2 separate regions of the Homo sapiens genome follow, and region 2 is linked to region 1. A link is a contact called in ENCODE Hi-C or POLR2A ChIA-PET data. All regions are on one chromosome and are shown on one strand. The core of a region is the stretch at or near the end of the contact, and the rest is flanking DNA. Distances in the headings are between cores, read along the strand shown.

What was found. A loop is a pair of places that touch in the nucleus more often than their neighbours do. ChIA-PET counts read pairs that join two places held with the same protein, here RNA polymerase II (POLR2A). Pooled maps may share reads with other maps.
Region 2: a pooled map shows a loop between it and region 1 (11-fold over the local background). The contact joins the promoter of GART here to the promoter of ATP5PF in region 1. A Hi-C loop is called at or near these places in 5 of 50 pooled maps. POLR2A ChIA-PET finds 5 or more read pairs at or near these places in 2 of 52 experiments (CD4-positive, alpha-beta T cell and GM12878).

Annotation. Positions count from the first base shown.
Region 1 is chr21:25,733,384-25,738,474 of GRCh38, reverse strand. ATP5PF (ATP synthase peripheral stalk subunit F6) reads left to right here and starts at 3,571. Exons shown (of 4, transcript NM_001003703.2): 1 at 3,571-3,622. GABPA (GA binding protein transcription factor subunit alpha) reads right to left here and starts at 3,503. Exons shown (of 10, transcript NM_002040.4): 1 at 2,897-3,503. RefSeq lists silencers at 2,510-2,719, 2,780-2,919, 3,860-3,959 and enhancers at 3,420-3,539, 3,560-3,669, 3,096-3,751, 4,070-4,149.
Region 2 is chr21:33,540,311-33,545,533 of GRCh38, reverse strand. It overlaps GART (phosphoribosylglycinamide formyltransferase, phosphoribosylglycinamide synthetase, phosphoribosylaminoimidazole synthetase), which reads left to right and starts at 3,417. Exons shown (of 22, transcript NM_000819.5): 1 at 3,417-3,469. It overlaps SON (SON DNA and RNA binding protein), which reads right to left and starts at 2,496. Exons shown (of 12, transcript NM_138927.4): 1 at 2,365-2,496. The coding sequence starts at 2,441. RefSeq lists silencers at 2,122-2,211, 3,252-3,541 and enhancers at 2,392-2,451, 2,356-3,087, 2,652-3,101.

The sequences.
Region 1 (5,091 bases), core at 2,322-4,821:
ACAGGCTACAGAATGGAAAGATGTTTCCAATACCCAAAAGTGACGATGGAATAGACAATGGCCTGGAATTTGATAACCAAAAAAAGGGACAAATTAGAAAAGTAGTTAAAGCATAGGAAAAGGATATTCACATAACGGGAAACCAAAATAACTCAGGATACAAAGAAATGCCCAAATTCAAATCATTCAAAAGTTCAATTTAAAACAAGAAACTACCACTTTATACCATGTGTGTGTTGGGGGCAGGGGGCGGCGGCGGCGGCAAATGTCAGAAAATTAAATAACGAGAGCAGTTAGCAGGGACATAAGATTCCCCTATCTCTGGAGATGTGGTGTACACACAGGTGTAGACATTCTGGAGAAAAGTATATCAAGCATACTCATACCTATAACCCAGCAATTTCATCCCTAACTAAGCATTCCAGAAAAATTCTCAAATTGGTTAACAGGATTGATTGACAATGTTCAGGGCAGCTTTATTGGTGACAGCTGGTGCCAATCCAAGTGTCTATTTTAAGAAAGTATTAATCAAAGAAAATGTGGAGAAAGTATACACTATGGAATTTCAGTATTGGTTAAAAGGAAATAATGTCCACACAAAATAGATATATTATAAAAAACTGTTGTCTACAGAAAAAAGTGAGAATCAGGTTTATAGCAGAATAGCACTTAAAAAAAATCACTTATTTTCAGGGCTTATAAAGAGGTCCACTCCCATCTCCACAACCAATTTTTTTAAAATTAGAAAACATAAATTTTCTGGAAACTTTGGCAAGATAGAAAAAAAAGCATTATGATGTAGCCAGAGGCTGAGAAGTGGCCCTAATGGCGTATCAGCAGGGACACCTGGGGCTCCCCTAACATAAACACTAAAATAGGAAGTTGCTACAAAGAAATTTATCCTATGATCTTTCAAAAAATTTATAGACCAATCCCTAGAAAGTGCCAAATAGAGAAAAAACAAAACAAAACAAAAACCCATGCCCTTTTGGAGAAAAAAAAAATTACTCAGTTTCTTAAATGATCTGTCAAAAAATATTACTCAGTCTCTTAAATCTTTCTTTCTCTCCTGGTTCTCTATGCTTAGTCCAGAGAAGCAAAACAGAGATTTGAGAAATAGTCCAAATCTTTCATATCAGTTTTTGAGTGAGTCTTATCTCTTTTTCTGAAACCAATTCCTCAGGCTTCTATGTCAATACTTAGGAAAACTGAGAGAAAATTACTTGCAGTTTCTCCGTCTAAGGGCTGCCCCCGCCAGAACTGCACAGAACAATTTCATATACTTTGACACTCTGGTTCTGCTGGATTAAATCCAACCTGGGGTTCGGAATGTTTCACAAGATGGGATACAAACTAAACTTGAATTTAACGAAAAATTCTGGGAACGGCTAGTGTCTTTTAAAATACAGATAGGTGTAACATTCCCTTTTGAAACTACAGATAAATTTGAGAATTGTCCTTCATTGGAGAGCATTATTACAGAGCTTAGAACATTTTGTTCCCAATATATTATAAGTGGAGTGTGGGGGTACCTGCGAGATTAACTGCACATTTTCCTAAGTTATCAAATGCTTTTCTGTGTCTGAGGAAATTAAAAGACATTTTTATTTTCAAAAATAAAGGTAGCAGTTAAGAAAAAGCAAAGCATACATATCTATGTAATATAAAAAGAGAAAGCACATACAGTGAAAGATTAACAGTTGGGACCCTCAGGTGAAGGGTATCTGCGTGTTCACTGCATGATTTTTTCCCCAATTCTTCTGTAGGTTTGGAGTTTTATATATAAAGAGTTGAGGGAAGGCTAAAGTCAACAGTTTTAATTTAGTACTCGGTCTGATGATTTGCTTCAACCTAACATCTAGCTCATGATTTAATTACTTCATTACTATACATGCCTCATGACAGATGCTCTTGTATACACAATTCAGGTAAAATTGACTTGAAGTCCACTCAGCGTCACTGTATGTCTAAAAATAAAGAAGCTTGGAAAGCCTGGATGGAACCCTGAGAGACAGGCTAGTCCCTCAAGCAGTTGCTAAAGAGTTGAGCGGTTTCTTCTGAAGTTCAAGATAACACTACCGAAGAATGTTATCACCGCCTCGTTCTACAATTCGCTCAAGTGAATCCTGCTAAATCTTTGCTCTTCTCACGAGTCAGACCTACTGCTATTAGTGGAAACTACTTATGAAATGAATTTTATTTCTAAATTTCTAATCATCTTGCAATGCAATATTAGGCATTGTCCTCTCGGTCCGCTAACCTGATCAAACTGGGGTCCCTAAATCCAAACACGCACATACAGCGTGTCTTCTAGTACACAAAAAAATTTCCAAGTAGACAACCCATTGTTATCTCCTTGGTTTACTTCCTTGCTTAAAAACAAAAAAACAAACCCAGATGGCTACCATATACGCTGATAAATGATTCTGGTGTGTGTTGTTCTATAAAGAGAGCGGATTTGAAATGAGTGAATCGCTGAGTCCCGCGATGAGACAGGGTCTGCATTTTGCTCTTAAAATCTCGGGGGCGTCAGGACCACATCCCAGCTGAGCAGGCTGAGACTGCTGAGGAGTGCGGACGGGCGAGGAGGGGACGCGGAAAGGAGGGAGCGGCGACAGGCGACCCGTCCGGCACGGGTCCCGGCGGTGCCCGGTCCCCCCGGGCTCCAGGCCGCTCGCCCCCCGCCCCTCCCCTTCGCTCCCCGCACAGCTCTCCCGCCCCTCCCCACCCGGCTCCCTCAAGTCTCCACGAACGGAAATGGGAGTCACAGCGCCGGGGACCAGCGGAAACAAAACACAGAGGCGGCCGCGGGGGGGCCCTTGTGGGGGAAAAGGCCCCGGAACGAGGCCGGCCCGCGAGGGCCCGCGCTCCCCTCCTCCCCGGCGGCCGCACTCACCCACTCCGGAATCGGCCCTGTCGCCCCCGCCCGCACTCCAGAGCCGGCTGAGAACGGCAGCGGCGAGGGCTCCACGTGCAGCGTCTCTCCGGGTAAGACCTGCAGCTCCCGCGACTAGAAGTGTGAGGTCCCAGGGCCCTTCCCGCGGAATCGGCGCTGAGAAGCCCCAACCCCCCTCCCGCCTCCCAGGCACCTTCGGGTCCAGGACTACAACTCCCGGCAGGGTGCGCAAAACGACCGCCCAAGGCAACGGAGGCTCACGAGGTACAAGGAAGCACAACGCCCCAATCCGCTTTGTTTTACACAGTCTCACTTTCCCTGCACCTTTATACACTTCGATAACCCTAACGAACAGGACGCTGACTCGGAGGGGAGCTTGAACTAGGGGAAAGGCCACTCAAAGAGCGCATGCGTACAGAGCAAGGTTTCAAGGAGGGGAAAAAGAACGGGTCAAATTAGGCGAAGAAAAGATGGCGGAGGCTGTGCCAGGGGACCCGGAAGCACTTACCCTCCACTTCCTCCTCCTGTTTGGCTTCTGTCTCACCTAGACCCGTCCGGTCGCAGACTGTCTCCGAGACGCTTCCTGTCCGGTGAGCGTCGACCGACTGAAACGGCGGCCCATAATGCATTGCGATGGCGGGTAGGCGTGTGGGGGCGGAGCCAGGGCCGGAAGTAGAGCGGAGGTGGTGGCGGCGGAGGCTTTGGCAGCTCGGGACTGAGTGCAAGGTGACTGGGAGGGTAGCTAGATCAGCGTGGCCTTTTGGGACTCCAGTTCTGGGTTTTTTCACGAGGCCTGGGCTGCCTCTCACCTTTACTAGGAGGAGAGAGCAGCTCTGTGTCCTGGGGACCTTCACGGCCTGGCCCGGGGTCACAGCTGACCTCTACGTTTGTAGACCTTGGAGTTTGCCGTAGACCCAGAAATAAGATCGATACCCTCTCTGAGGGCAAATCGGGGCGGCGCGGGGGGCAGGGAGGCCCGGGGGTCTCGGGCCCGCAGCCTGGCTGGGGCAACCCAAGGTCAGGCGCGCGGGAGAGATTTTCGGCCAGGCCTACCCGCCCCGGGCGCACGGGAGCGTCTAGGCTACTTAGGCAGAACGTGTACCATTAAGAGGGAAAAAATTAGTCATAATATTGAAAGTTTGCATCCCACCTAAAAACGATGGTGCTAACACTTCATTAGGCGACTTTATGGATTGTTCATAGGAATATGCACTGAAGAGGCAGCGAACCTACTAACCTTTGGCCGGTCAGTCATCACTATAAATAGAACCATGCTCCCACCCAGAACAAGGCCTCTGCTCAGACTAGTGTTTTCTTACTGTTGCCTTCCCCAGTCTTTCTGATCATGTCAGACGCTATCATATGCTCTCGTGGCACCCGATGGTACTGGAATAGAGAATTTATGTCAGGTGGTATTTCACAGCTATTTGTGTAATGACTATCTTCTGCGTTTTAGTGGACAATATGCATTCACTAATCAGTGAAAAAAAATGAAAGGGATTAAAGGAGAAGGAACAAGTTTTGATATGGGATTATGTGTTCGTTTTTTGGATGAGTTCGTAGGACTTATAAGGGAGATGAGAACTGTTGAATGCTGTGGATAGATTTGGGGCTCAGGATGAATACTAAAATTAGAAATGCGATTGGGGAATCATAGGCACTTACATGGTGGATAATTGAAACAATGAAAGTGGATTTTACCCGTGTTGCAGAAGGAGTAACATCTATGCAGTCAGACTTAGAGCAAATTAACTGTGAGAATACGTGCAGCTTAATCTTTCTTAGATACAGTTTTATCATCTGTAAAGCAGGGATAAGAACACTTTAACTCTTTGAGAGTATTGCTGTAAGGGTACAAGGAAAGGATATATATGGAAGTACTTTGCACAGTATCTAGGGCTAAGCAAATGTCGGGTGAACCTATTGCTGAATGTTAAGCATGTCCTTAGTTTGCCAGAAGGGAAAGTGGCATTGAATTGCACAATTTTTTTTTTTGCATATATGTGTTAAGTTAGATTTTGCTGTGTAACTTTGACCAGATACTTTTTTTTTGAGACAGAGTCTCGCTCTGTCGCCCAGGCTGGATTGCAGTGGCACGATCTCTGCTCACTCCAAGCTCCACTTTCCAGGTTTACGCCCTTCTGCCTCAGCCTCCGGAGTAGCTGGGACTACAGGTGCCCGCCACCACGCCTGGC
Region 2 (5,223 bases), core at 2,168-4,667, 7.8 Mb before region 1:
AAATAGGTAAGAACATATCATTCGCCCAGTAATTTTTACTATTTTTGTGTGAATTTGCAAAATTTTGAAAAATCAAATACTTTCAGCAACAGTTTGATTTTAACTTCAATTTTAGCTAAATGAAAACACATCAATTATGCTCCACTACCTGATAAAAGTCTGAATGGTCAAAAACCAAAAAAAATTCAGTAGTTACCTAATTATTATTAAGGAACATCTGGCTTTCTAATACAATGAATTGTATAATTATAGTTATAATAATTATCATTTATTGACTACTAGTGTCATACTGTTCTACATTAACTCATTTAATCCTAACAAAACTCTGAGATCACCACTATTATTCTTTTATAAATGAAGAAACTTAGCTGAAGGTCACACAGCTACTAAGAGGTGAAGCTGGTACTCAAACCAGAGGCCATATTCTTACACACCATCTATAACAGAAGTTCGATAACTTGTTTTAACTATCTAAATGTCAGCCTCATTACTCTAATTTACATAAAAGCAGATGAGAAAAAAAACAGCTCACTGAAATGGCAAATAATCAAAAACTTGTTTGCAGACTGATAACGCATTATGTGTTGAAGAGAAGCTGCATATTCCTCTAGTAATAAACTGCTTCGTCTAATATTATTTTTAGATATTCCTTCTGTAGCACTTTATTTTACAATTTTCCTAAGCATTTATACATAATTATGACAAATTTGAAAATCAGAAAAGTAATTATGGTTTTAAAAGTTAATCTACAAGGAAGTAATGATTTCATCTTAAAGCCAGCAATCGTTAACCGCATTTACTGAAAAGCAATGAAAATTTCAAACCACCTAAATATGCAACAGTATATTCCTACAATGGGATTCTATGCAGCCATGAAGAAGTCCAAAAGACTGAGACTGAGAGGGATAAACCTGTTCACAACGTATTAGCTGGAAAAATGATCAATACAAAACAAGATGATCACATATCACACAATACATGGGGGGGGAAATGAAATGACATGAGAATATCAATAACGTGAGTTTTTTCTTTTCTCCTTTTTCATGTCTTCTAAATTATAATAAAACGCTCATTTTCTAAAGGAAAGACTAGCTTTTAAAAGCTACAAAAACACACCTCGTTAAACTAAGCAAACAACTACTTATTGCAGCCAGAGATTTGTCAGGAAAATTATATTCTCTTAGCTCGGGTCTCTTCTCATCCAAAACACTACTAGCAATATCACAAAAATTTAAAAAGCAATGTGAGTGGATCTATTTCCACTTAAAAAACAACACATTCTGCAAAAGTGATAATTCTAGCAATAATACATCATTGCCCTAATAATCCTGTATTACTTTGGGCACTTACAACTGGTTTTCGGCCCATTTTCAAATTCACGTACTGCTCTTGCTCTCAACTTTTAAAATACAATTAAAAACACTTGAACTCGGAACACTTACGTTTCAAGATCTCTTTCCTACTTCTGTACTTTAAAGAAATGAGTATCTTATACAAAAGCAAATATCGAGAGACAACCGCTGAACATGACACACTATTTTCCTAAGTAAACAACCATTTCTTTAACAATCTCTTCGCCTTCAAATTTTGTGAAGCCAAGCGCAAATTATGTAAAGTCTACCAGCAATGACAAAAATAGCGTGTCAACTGGGGCAGGGGTAGCAAGAAAATAATAGACCTACACACAAAGTCCACTTTCACTTGCTGTAATTAATCGCAACCATTTCAAAGTCCCCTTCCATCTTTATCTCGAGTATTTTAACAAACTAGCAAGTGCATCAGTTTGAGTTCGTTTTAATTGAAACATTTAACTATCAGAACGGCTGACAGATACTACAGGACACTAGGCCCCGAATAATCTTATTAATAGATCCAGACCCCCAAGCGGTCTGAAGCTCGCAATAATAAAGAGGATTTAAGATTAACCAAGAAACGGCCGTTAGAGACCCTTTCCGGTCATAGGCACCGGCCGGCAAAATCCGCGGAGGCGAGAGGGGGAGGGGATACGCGGCGGCGGAGGAGGAGCTGAGGAAGGAACTAGGCCCGTCCCTGGCGGACAACCGGGCCTACGAGTAGCTAAACGGCAGGGGGGACCCAAACAGGGGAGAAGGGTGAACATCTTAACTCGGTTCTGAAACAGGGAGTCTTGGGTTACCTCGGAAAAGGCGAAGTTCCTCGAGGGAAAAGGAAGGGAGCGGCTGGGGGGGCGGTTGGGGGGGGCCCGGAAAATGGATCCCAGGCCCAGGCGGGGCCCTAGCGGGGCCTGAGCCGGGGAACGACTGCGTCTCCGAAGAAAGGTGCCAAAGAAGGCTAGGTGAGGGCCTAACGGTCCGTTGGGAGCAGAAGAATCTGGGAGGCGTTTACCTGGAAAGCTCCTGTTGAATTTCCCGGAATTTACTGACCACGAAAGACCTAAAAATCTGCTCGATGTTGGTCGCCATGGCGTCCGCTCCGTTCTCTCAACTCCTCCTCGCTAGTCCTCCAGGCTCCCAGCATGCCTCGGGAGGAGGCGCACGGGCCAATTCGGTCTCTCGCCTTCCTGATTGGCTCCAAAGGGAATGCCCGGTCCGGCCCGCTCCACCGAGGGACCAATCAGTGAGCACGGCCCTGCTCTCCTCTGCTGTTTCTGAGCGGCTGGGGTAGAGGTGCTGACGTTTGCGCCGCGCACGACTATGTCCGCCATGTTAGTGTCTGACGCAGGCGCCATTACAGGAGCCGTCTCTCTTGAGGCGACCGTGTCCGCATAAGTTGTCAGTCCCCAGCAGTGTTTGGGAGCCTTAACAGGCTTGCTAAGTGCCTGAGATTAAAGGCGAAGAGGAAGAAGAGCAAGAAGGGCAACCCGGTGTTTAACACACGGCTTTCAGGCGCTCTCAGGTGGCGCCAAGTTCAGTTTCGACAGGGATATGCATCCGGGAGAGAATTTTTCAGCCCCCGCCCCCACTGGCATGTGAGAGGAGGAACTCGCTGTTGCCCTGTGTCTTCCCCAGTGCGTTCTATAACCAGCCTCATTTTTTTTTTTAGCAATAGGCCGGATGTCCTAAGCGACCGGCATTCAAAGCCCGGTGCATTTTAGTCTCATCAGGAGTCAGGCGTGTCACGAGATTTTTCCGCGGTAGCTGCTCAGCTCTGACTCGTGAGCGGCGCACAATTGGCTAAGAATGGGTTTAGCATTTTGGCGCTCCCCCCCGGCGCTCCTGGAAACACTGCGTGGCACCCCGTACCACTGTCACATTATAAACGTGCTAAGGCTTGGGTGTCTCGGCTGGGGAGCAGTCAGGCAGCGCCCAGGGCGGGAGGGAATCAGACTAGATTCTCGCCGCGGAGACCCAGGGCCGCGCGGACCAATGGGGCAGGGAAGCCGTCGTAGGGCGGGGCAGTGAGGGGCGGTGCCGCGCTGGTCCCGCGCCGGTCCCGGTGGGCCGACTTCCGGCGAGCGGGCAAGCGGGAACCAGGTGGCCACCCGGTGTCGGTGCGTAAACCCCCTCCGCTTTTACACGGAGCGCGCTTAGGCTTTGGTTTGGGGATTTAAGATCGCGAACTGAGTGAAACCATAGAAACTGATTTGTAGAAATTTTCCTGTTGTTTGTAAATGCGGTGGGTGGGGGTTGGCCATGTGCTTTTCACTTGCTACTGTTAGCTGGTTTCTATTTGCTCTTTTACTTTTCCTGTTTTCTAAGATGTCAAGGCCTTTTTGTGTCTTTATACATTTTTAGGACATAACCCTAAATTGGTGTACTTTCTCTTTATGCACCCGTTGTCTCTGGCAGATTACTTGGTTAATTTTGTAGTTGGTTTCTACTTTATTCTCCATATCCTCTGATACGGCTTTATTTGCCTGTCTTATTCTGCTTATGTTACCCATTCTGAGGAATGAGGCCCAAGGTTAGTGAAGTCCCCCAAGGTCTTCCTGCTAGTATGGGGCAGCGTCTCTACCCAGGCCAAGGCGCTGTGTGAGACTCAGGAGCCCAGGCGTCCTCACCACTGGGTAGTAAGGCTATTTTCAGTGATCCACTAGAGTAAACAGAATTTTCCCACACTACTGCTATATTCAAACTAAAGATGTAACATTTGCTCTAGATTTAAAGATCTGTTTATTTCTGGCCGGATGTGATGTAATCCCAGCACTTGGGAGGCCAAGGTGGGTTGACCATTGGAGGTCAGGAGTTCGAGACCAGCCTGGCCAACGTAGTGAAACCCCGTCGCTACTAAAAATACAAAAATTCGCCTGGCGTGGCGGCGCACGCCCGTAATCCCAGCTACTTGGGAGGCTGTGAGGCAAGAGAATCGCTTGAACCCGGGAGGCGGAGGTTGTAGTGAGCTGAGATCACACCACTGCCCTCCAGCCTGGGCGACAGAGAGAGACTGTCTAAACAAATAAATAAATAAATAAAATAAAAAATCTGTTTATTTCAGATACACATGGCAAGTAAAATGTGTTTTCCCGTTACACTAAAGTAGCTGTTCCTTCCGAGACTGTAATTTAACAGGGTTTTTTTTTTTCCTTTCTCAAATTTTCAATGATCATCGTTTCACTTGTTGAGAGAATCTGAAGCAAAATTGCTTCTGTTAGGCTCCACCCCCTCTTACCTGTGTGACCTCCAGCAAGTTATTTACCTATCTGGGCCTCCTTGTCTTATCTGCAAATTGGTGATAGTAATAGTATCTCCCTCATAGGATTCTTTCATGACAAGCATTTTAAATAGTACCCTGCCCAAGGTTAAGTGCTCAAAAAAATGTTAGTTTTGTATATTGTCAGCTTACATTTTTCTTAAAATATGTAATCCCAACATCATCAAAATAAGTTTTCAATTTTCTTTTTCCTGTTACCAGTTTGTCTTGTGGTAAGTAAATGTAACAAGTTAACATTTACTACTGCTGAGTGCCAGATTGTACTTATTTATAAATGTCATTTCAGTTAATCTCCTAGGTTACACTGCTGTTGTATCCATCCTTCTAAGTCTCAGGTGCCAGAACTAAAGTGAAATGAGTTGGAATTTGATTTTTGCCTTCTCTACCAATATTCTAGCATATTGCGCTATTTGAATTAGGAGTCAGCAAACTATGGCCCACATACCAAATCCTTCTGCTGCCTGCTTTTGTACAGCTCACCAAATATGAATGATTGAGAAAAAGAACAGGAAATAAATGAGGTTTTTGTGACATGTGAAAATTTTATGAAATTCAAATTATAGTATCCGTACATAAAGTTTTATTGAAAGCGAG